Linked DNA regions of Homo sapiens: region 1 is linked to region 2. Evidence: chromatin contacts called from ENCODE Hi-C or POLR2A ChIA-PET data. All regions are on one chromosome and are shown on one strand. Each heading gives the region's core, a stretch centred on a gene start or an enhancer-like site at or near the end of the contact. The rest is flanking DNA. Distances are from core to core; before and after follow the strand shown.

Region 1 (3,283 bases), core at 408-2,907, 530 kb after region 2:
GGGCAACATGGCGAAACCCCACCTCTACCAAAAATACACAAAATTAGCCAGGCATGGTGGCACACGCCTGTAGTCCCAGCTACTCGGGAGGCTGAGGCAGGATGGTTTGAGTCCGGGAGACGAAGGTTGCAGTGCCCCGAGATTGTGCTACTGCCCTCCAGCCTGGGCAACAGAGTGAGACTCCATCTCAAAGAAGGAAAAAAAAAAAATAAGTAGGGTGGGTTCAGTGGCTCACGCCTGTAATCCCAGCACTTTGGGAGGCCGAGGCAGGCGGATCTCCTGAGGTCAGGAGATGGAGACCATCCTGGCTAACACGGTGAAACCCCGTCTCTACTAAAAATATAAAAAATTAGCCGGGCGTGGTGGCGGGTGCCTGTCGTCCCAGCTACTCGGGAGGCTGAGGCAGGAGAATGGCGTGAACCTAGGAGGCGGAGCTTGCAGTGAGCCGAGATCGCGCCACTGCACTCCAGCCTGGGCGACAGAGCGAGACTCGGTCTCAAAAAAAAAAAAAAGTAGGCTGAACCGGCCAGCACCGTAGCTCACGCCTGCGATCCCAGCACTTTGGGAGGCCAAGGCATAAAGATTGCTTGAACCCGGGAGTTCGAGACCAGCCTGGAGAACATTGTGAGACCACCGTCTTTTTTATTTTTATTTATATTTTTTTTTTGAGACGAAGTCTAGCTCTGTCGCCCAGGCTGGAGTGCAGTGGCGCGACCTCGGCTCACTGCAAGCTGCGCCTCCCGGGTTCACGCCATTCTCCTGCCTCAGCCTCCCGAGTAGCTGGGACCACAGGCGCCCGCCACCACGCCCGGCTAATTAGTGAGACCACCGTCTTTTAAAAAATAAGTAGGGTGAATCAAAAGTGTTGGGCAGAACTAAACACCTCTGGCAACTGCCGTCAGCTGTTCCGCTCTACTTTCAGCTTGTATATGTACCTGGTTTGCCTCCAAAATGGATAAATTCCCAAACTAACTTTTACAAAAGCTCCAGTTTGTGTAAAGGTGAGGGAATTTGTCTCAAAGCAGTGCAATTAATTACACCTAAGAGAAAAGCAGAAGCTGGGGCTCAATTACTGTTAGCTCGACTCTGAATTAATTAAGAATTTGAAACTCTGTCCCAGAGCTGCTTTCTCCTTAATGATGTTAAACCAAGTGAGCACCTCCTCCCTCAGGGTGACTTTCTCATATTGGTAATTAGACACAGGTTCTTGGACCGCTAAGAGAACTCTTACAGGACCATCTGGCTTTTAAGTGCACCGGGTAATGTACCACCTCCCTCTCCGTTCTGGTGTTTTTCGAAAGGATGTGACGGGAATCTAGTGGAGGGTTCCTCTCCTCAACATTAGTCAAGGGGAATCGGGTTCCTCCACACCGCTCGCACCTTGATTTCCTCGGAGTGGAAGAGGTCGGCGTCTTCGGGGCTGTCCATCAGGATCTTGGGCCTGTCCCCGTCCTTGGTGCCCCCCGAGCTGTCCCTCCGGGGCGTCTTATGGCCACCATGCCGCTCCAGCGCGGCGCGCTCACTGCTGGTATTGCCCATGATGGGGGTCTGCGGGGACACAGGGAAGGCGGACGGCGCCTCACTGCAGGAAAGGGACCCTGAGCAAGGGACTCCCGGAACCGCGGGTCCCAAGGAGCCTGCGGAAGGAGTCGGAGCACCAGGACACCACGCCCCTCGGGCCGGGAGCCGGTTCCGGCTGAGTCGGCAGGGTTGCCGAGCTCTCGCAATCGCGCTTTACCTGCCCAGGCAAGCCGCGGCAAGAACGCAAGGGGCGCGAAGATAAACCGACACTTTCCCAACCGCTTCACCACCCCTCAGCGACTTCCGCTTCCGGCGACTCCGTAAGTCGGCCCGGCCTAGGGCGTGGAGGTGGCGGCGGCCAGCTAAACGCGCGAGGCTATCTCGATTCCATTTCCGCTTCCGGTCTTGAGCGGTGCGGTAACAGGTGCCCCGGGCCGTCTCTGCAGGCCTCGGAGCGCGCAGTCGCAGTCAGCAGCCGGCCGCCCAGGGCCAGGCCCAGGACGAGGCGCTGCCGAGGGCCGGCAGGGGGCACCCCAGCGCGCGGGCAATCTGAGCCGTTCATGCGCTGGGCTGAATAATGCCATTTAGCTATCTTTGCTCACTTATAGTTGATTCTACACTCTGCAGCCAGAGGGATCTTTCTAAAATGCAAATCTGATTCAGAAACTCCACTTCTTAAAGCCCTTTTAATGCACGTGTTCTCACGCTTTACAGTGCATTAGGTTAACCTGGAGCGCTTGTTAAATGCATCCCCCACTGCAGACCTGCAGAATCATGATTTCTACAGATTAGGGTCGGGGGTGCAGGCAGTCTTGCAGGTATTTGAAAAAATGGCAGACCATAAGATCTCTGGAAATTTCTTATGTCTAGTAGGTTGGGGGTTGTAAAATGCTGGAGTTATTCGTGTATTTTTATTGAGTGTGCAATCTTTTGATAGGTAATTTTGCAAGATATCTTGTAATCACTTCGGAAACATCCTTCTGCATAAGATGCATTAGCGTTTGTCATTTACTCTGGTCAGTGCTTCAACAAGAAGTGCATACAAATACGGTAGTAAAATATTCTCATCTTCTCATTGTCAGTCATTGTCATATTTTGTGGGTTTTTTGGTGTGTGAATATCTCAAAATACTTTGCATTTGCCGGGTCAGGTCATGCATTTCACCCACTGAACATTTATTTAGTACCTAAAAAAGTACCAGACATTGTGCTAAGGAAATGAGGAACACAAGATGACTAAGATAAGGTTTCCTGGGGGGAATTCAGCAGTATGCATCAAAATTTAAAAATGCACCTTCATTTTGACACACAATTTTACTCCTAGGAAACTTGTGCAGAAATACACACATGAAAATTATTTACAAGCATTATCTACAAAATATTTACATGCAAAAATATATTCTAAGATGCACTTGTCACCCCCCATGCCCCCATATATTTTAATTTCTGAAACTGGATGCTTTTTACAATAATGGAATCTTACACTTGGTGAAATAAGGAAATGAAAAACTACAAAATCCTAAAAGTTGTTCAGTAGGAGAATGGCAAAATGAATGGAATACATTCATTTTGTAGAATACCAAGCAACTTTTAAAAAGGGAGAAACCATTTTTAGGTCACTATGGGGAAGTGTCTATGATATTGCAAGGTCCGGAAGCAAGTGAGAGAACAAGTTCAAGGGCAGGAGCTCTGAATTCAGCCTGGCCATGTTCAGATTCTGGCTTTACCATTTAGTAACTGTCACCTTAGTCTCTTCTTTTGTG
Region 2 (3,276 bases), core at 316-2,815:
ACATCCTATACAGTTTTCTAGACACAGTTGTAACTATTACACTAGAATTACTGTTTCTATGGCTGCTGCATACTTGGAGTAGGTTTAGTGTCAGCTGAGATAGGCACCTGGTGGATGCTGGGGCCAGTCCCCTAGAGTAAAGTTTTTCAAACTGGGTGGTGCTCCAACTCGGTGGTAACCAATTTATATTTTCGAGATAGTCTCAAATATATTTGAGACTGGGGTGCAGTGGCTTGGACTTGGCTCACTGCAACCTCCGCCTCCTGGGTTCAAGTGATTCTCCTGCCTCAGCCTCCCAAGTAGCTGCAATTACCGGAGGCTGCCACCACACCGGGCTAATTTTTTTGTTGTTGAGACAGTCTCGTCCTGTCACCCAGACTGGAGTGCAATGGTATGGTCTCAGCTCACTGCAACCTCTGCCTCTCGGGTTCAAGCGGTTCTCCCACCTCAGCCTCCCCAGTAGCTGGGACTACAGGCATGTGCCACCACTCGGCTAATTTTTGTACTTTTAGTAGAGACGGGGTTTCACTATGTTGGCCAGGCTGGTCTGGAACTCCTGACCTTGTGATCTGCCCGCCCTGTCCTCCCGAAGCGCTGGAATTATACAAGGGTGAGCCACCGCACCCGGCCTTTTTTTTTTTTTTTTTTTTTTTTGGTATTTTTAGTAGAGACAAGGTTTTGTCATGTTGACCAGGCTGGTCTGGAAATCCTAACATCAGGTTGATCTACCCACCTCAGCCTCCCAAAGTGCTGGGATTACAGGCGTGAGCCACCATGCCTGGCCCCAGTATTTAAAGAGAAAGCAGCATCTGCTGAGAATAGGTGTTTTTGTTGTGATTCCTGTATTTCACTTAGAGATCTGTCTGCTGGAACATGATATATTCATTCTAACTAGGTCTGTGTCAAAGGTTTGAAAGCCACTGCTAACAGGGCTGACAACTAAGCTGTGGAGACCCTGTTCCCTAAATTGCAGCCACGTCTGCACGTAGCCTCTTGCCCTGTGGCCTTCAAAACTCCCAGCCTGGGGCGTCCAGCATTTCCCCAGGGCAGGGGCCTCGTTCAGTTCTGAACCTTCCCTGACCTCCGTATCCAGCCACGTTTGCTAACCCTGTACAAGTCATCCGCCAACTGAACTACAAACTGAGGACAAAAGACTAGTTCACCGACTCTTTTACCTAGTTTTTAGTTCCTGCTATCTAGGAAGCAACACTTGTTTTTCTAAAGAACTTAGTCATCACTCAGGAAAGGCCCACGTAGGGCTGGCCCTGCGGGCTGGAAGTGGGTCAGGGGCTGCAAGGCGGGCCCATAGCGTTACACCGCGGGCTCACCACGTTACAAGCGCTAGTCTCCCACGAGGCGCCCGGGGCTGAAGAGCGGGCCCTGGGGAGGAGGCCTTGTGGCTCGGGCGCGGGCCAACTTTAAGCCCGTGATCCGGCTGCCCGGGCTGCAGCGGCCGCCGTCCTGCCCGGGGGCACCAAGCCCGGGGCCCTGCCCCCGCTGGCTCCCGGCCTCGCCCTGCCGCGTGGGCCACGCTGTGACCCGGAAGCGTTCCGGAAGCGGTTCCGGAGTCAGCCCCGGCAGGATGGCGGCGGACACGCAGGTGAGGCGGGCGGCTGCGGGGCCAACGCGGCCAGGGACTGGGTGCGGACGGTGGCCGTCGGGCGGGGCCCCTCTCGCTCCTCGGCTTAGGGGCGTTGGAGGTGGTGGCTGTGGAGGTCGTAGTCTCGGGGCCGTCTCAGGCTGGACTCTCAGGGCTGCGGGCTTGGCCCGGCCCGGGCGGCGCAGGCAGACCGCGGGCTCGAGGAGTCCGGGGCTCCCGCCTCGACTTCAGCAGCTGGAGCTCGGCGGGGCCTTTGCCCGACCCCAGAGTTGCAGAAGTTCACTTTACCGAGCCTCTACTTCTTTTCTCCAAAGCCCTCCGGCTGTGAGCCCCGGGCCAACGCCAAGTCTTCCTTAAACTTTGTATTCAGCAAATATTCTTTGAGCACCTACTATGAGCAGGGACTTTGAGTGTAGTCTTTGGATTCATACAGATCTGGGCTTGAGTTCCTGCTCGTCGATTTCTGTGACATGCCAAACAAGTGACTTAACCCCGCCAAGTCTGCCTTTTCATCTATAAAATGAAGTTAAAACAATACTTATCTTAAAAGGTTGTTGTGAAGGTTCAGTGAGATAAAATACGGCTTGATATATGTTGGTTGTTATCAGATCCAGGGTTAGTGAAAAGAACTGTCCTGTCCAGGAAGAGTGTTACCTATGGGTACCTTGTAGTTCAGGAAGGACCTGGGAAAACCTTTTCCTCCACCCAGTTGTTATGTTTTAAGGTGAAAAGACATTGTCATGAGGCAGGGGAAGAACAGGTGTCTAAGGACAGCTGGGCTGATTTGGTGTCTCCAGGGTGATGGGATTGATTTTTATGTGTAGGCCCAGAAAATGACCACTTAAGCATTCAAAAAGACATTTACTGAGACTCCTATGCAGGTGGCTGATGTTCAAGTTATGTTGTACTGAATACTAGAAAGAAAAGCTTAGTATGAGAGGGTTAGGGGAATACATGCTGAATGTTTAACATTGATACTCACTTGAGGGAAAAATCTCTAGAGCTGCAATGTCCAGTATGGCAGCCACATGGCTTAAGTTTGTTAAAATTAAATTAAATAAAAAAATTCATTGTTTGGCTGGGCGTGGTGGCTCACCCTGTAATCCCAGCACTTTGGGAGGCCAAGGCGGGTGGATCAGTTGAGGTCAGGAGTTTGAGACTAGTCTGACCAACGTGGCAAAACCCCGTCTCTACTAAAAATGCAAAAAATTAACCGGGTATGGTGGCATGTCTGTAATTCCAGCTACTCAGGAGGCTGAGGCATGAGAATCGCTTGAACCTGGGAGGCAGAGGTTGCAGTGAGCTGAGATCGCACCACTGCGCTCCAGCCTGAGCAACAAGAGTGGGACTCTGTCTCAAAAAAAAAAAAAATTTAGTTCTTCACTTGTACCAGCCACATTTCAGTGCACAGTTAGCCACATGTAGCCAGTGGCTACCGTATTGGGTGGTGCAGGAGAATATTTCTGTATTTTATAATTTTTGTATTTTTAGTAGAGATGGGGTTTCTCCATGTTGGCCAGGCTGGTCTCGAATTCCTGACCTCAGGTGATCCTTCTGCCTTGGCCTCCCAAAGTGCTGGGATTACAGGCGTGAGCCACCGCACCTGGCCTGAAATTATTTTTTATTATTTTATTTTATTTTTTGAGACGGAGTTTCTCTCTTGTTGCCCAGGCTGG

Evidence for each region. Hi-C counts contacts between places; a loop is a spot of excess contacts on that map. ChIA-PET counts read pairs that join two places held with the same protein, here RNA polymerase II (POLR2A). Pooled maps may share reads with other maps.
Region 1: a loop to region 2 is called in a pooled map, with 8 times the contacts of the local background. The contact joins the promoter of PRKAB1-AS1 here to the promoter of GCN1 in region 2. A Hi-C loop is called at or near these places in 4 of 37 single-sample maps with no recorded cell type and 14 of 50 pooled maps. POLR2A ChIA-PET finds 5 or more read pairs at or near these places in 6 of 52 experiments (A549, CD4-positive, alpha-beta T cell, activated T-cell and 3 more).

What each region holds. Positions count from the first base shown.
Region 1 is chr12:119,666,501-119,669,783 of GRCh38, reverse strand. It overlaps PRKAB1-AS1 (PRKAB1, TMEM233 and CCDC60 antisense RNA 1), which reads left to right and starts at 1,657. Exons shown (of 3, transcript NR_188494.1): 1 at 1,657-1,841. It overlaps PRKAB1 (protein kinase AMP-activated non-catalytic subunit beta 1), which reads right to left and starts at 1,651. Exons shown (of 7, transcript NM_006253.5): 1 at 1,381-1,651. The coding sequence starts at 1,539. RefSeq lists enhancers at 321-956, 1,395-1,804 and a silencer at 1,905-2,174.
Region 2 is chr12:120,193,004-120,196,279 of GRCh38, reverse strand. It overlaps GCN1 (GCN1 activator of EIF2AK4), which reads left to right and starts at 1,565. Exons shown (of 58, transcript NM_006836.2): 1 at 1,565-1,600. The coding sequence starts at 1,583. RefSeq lists a silencer at 1,268-1,857.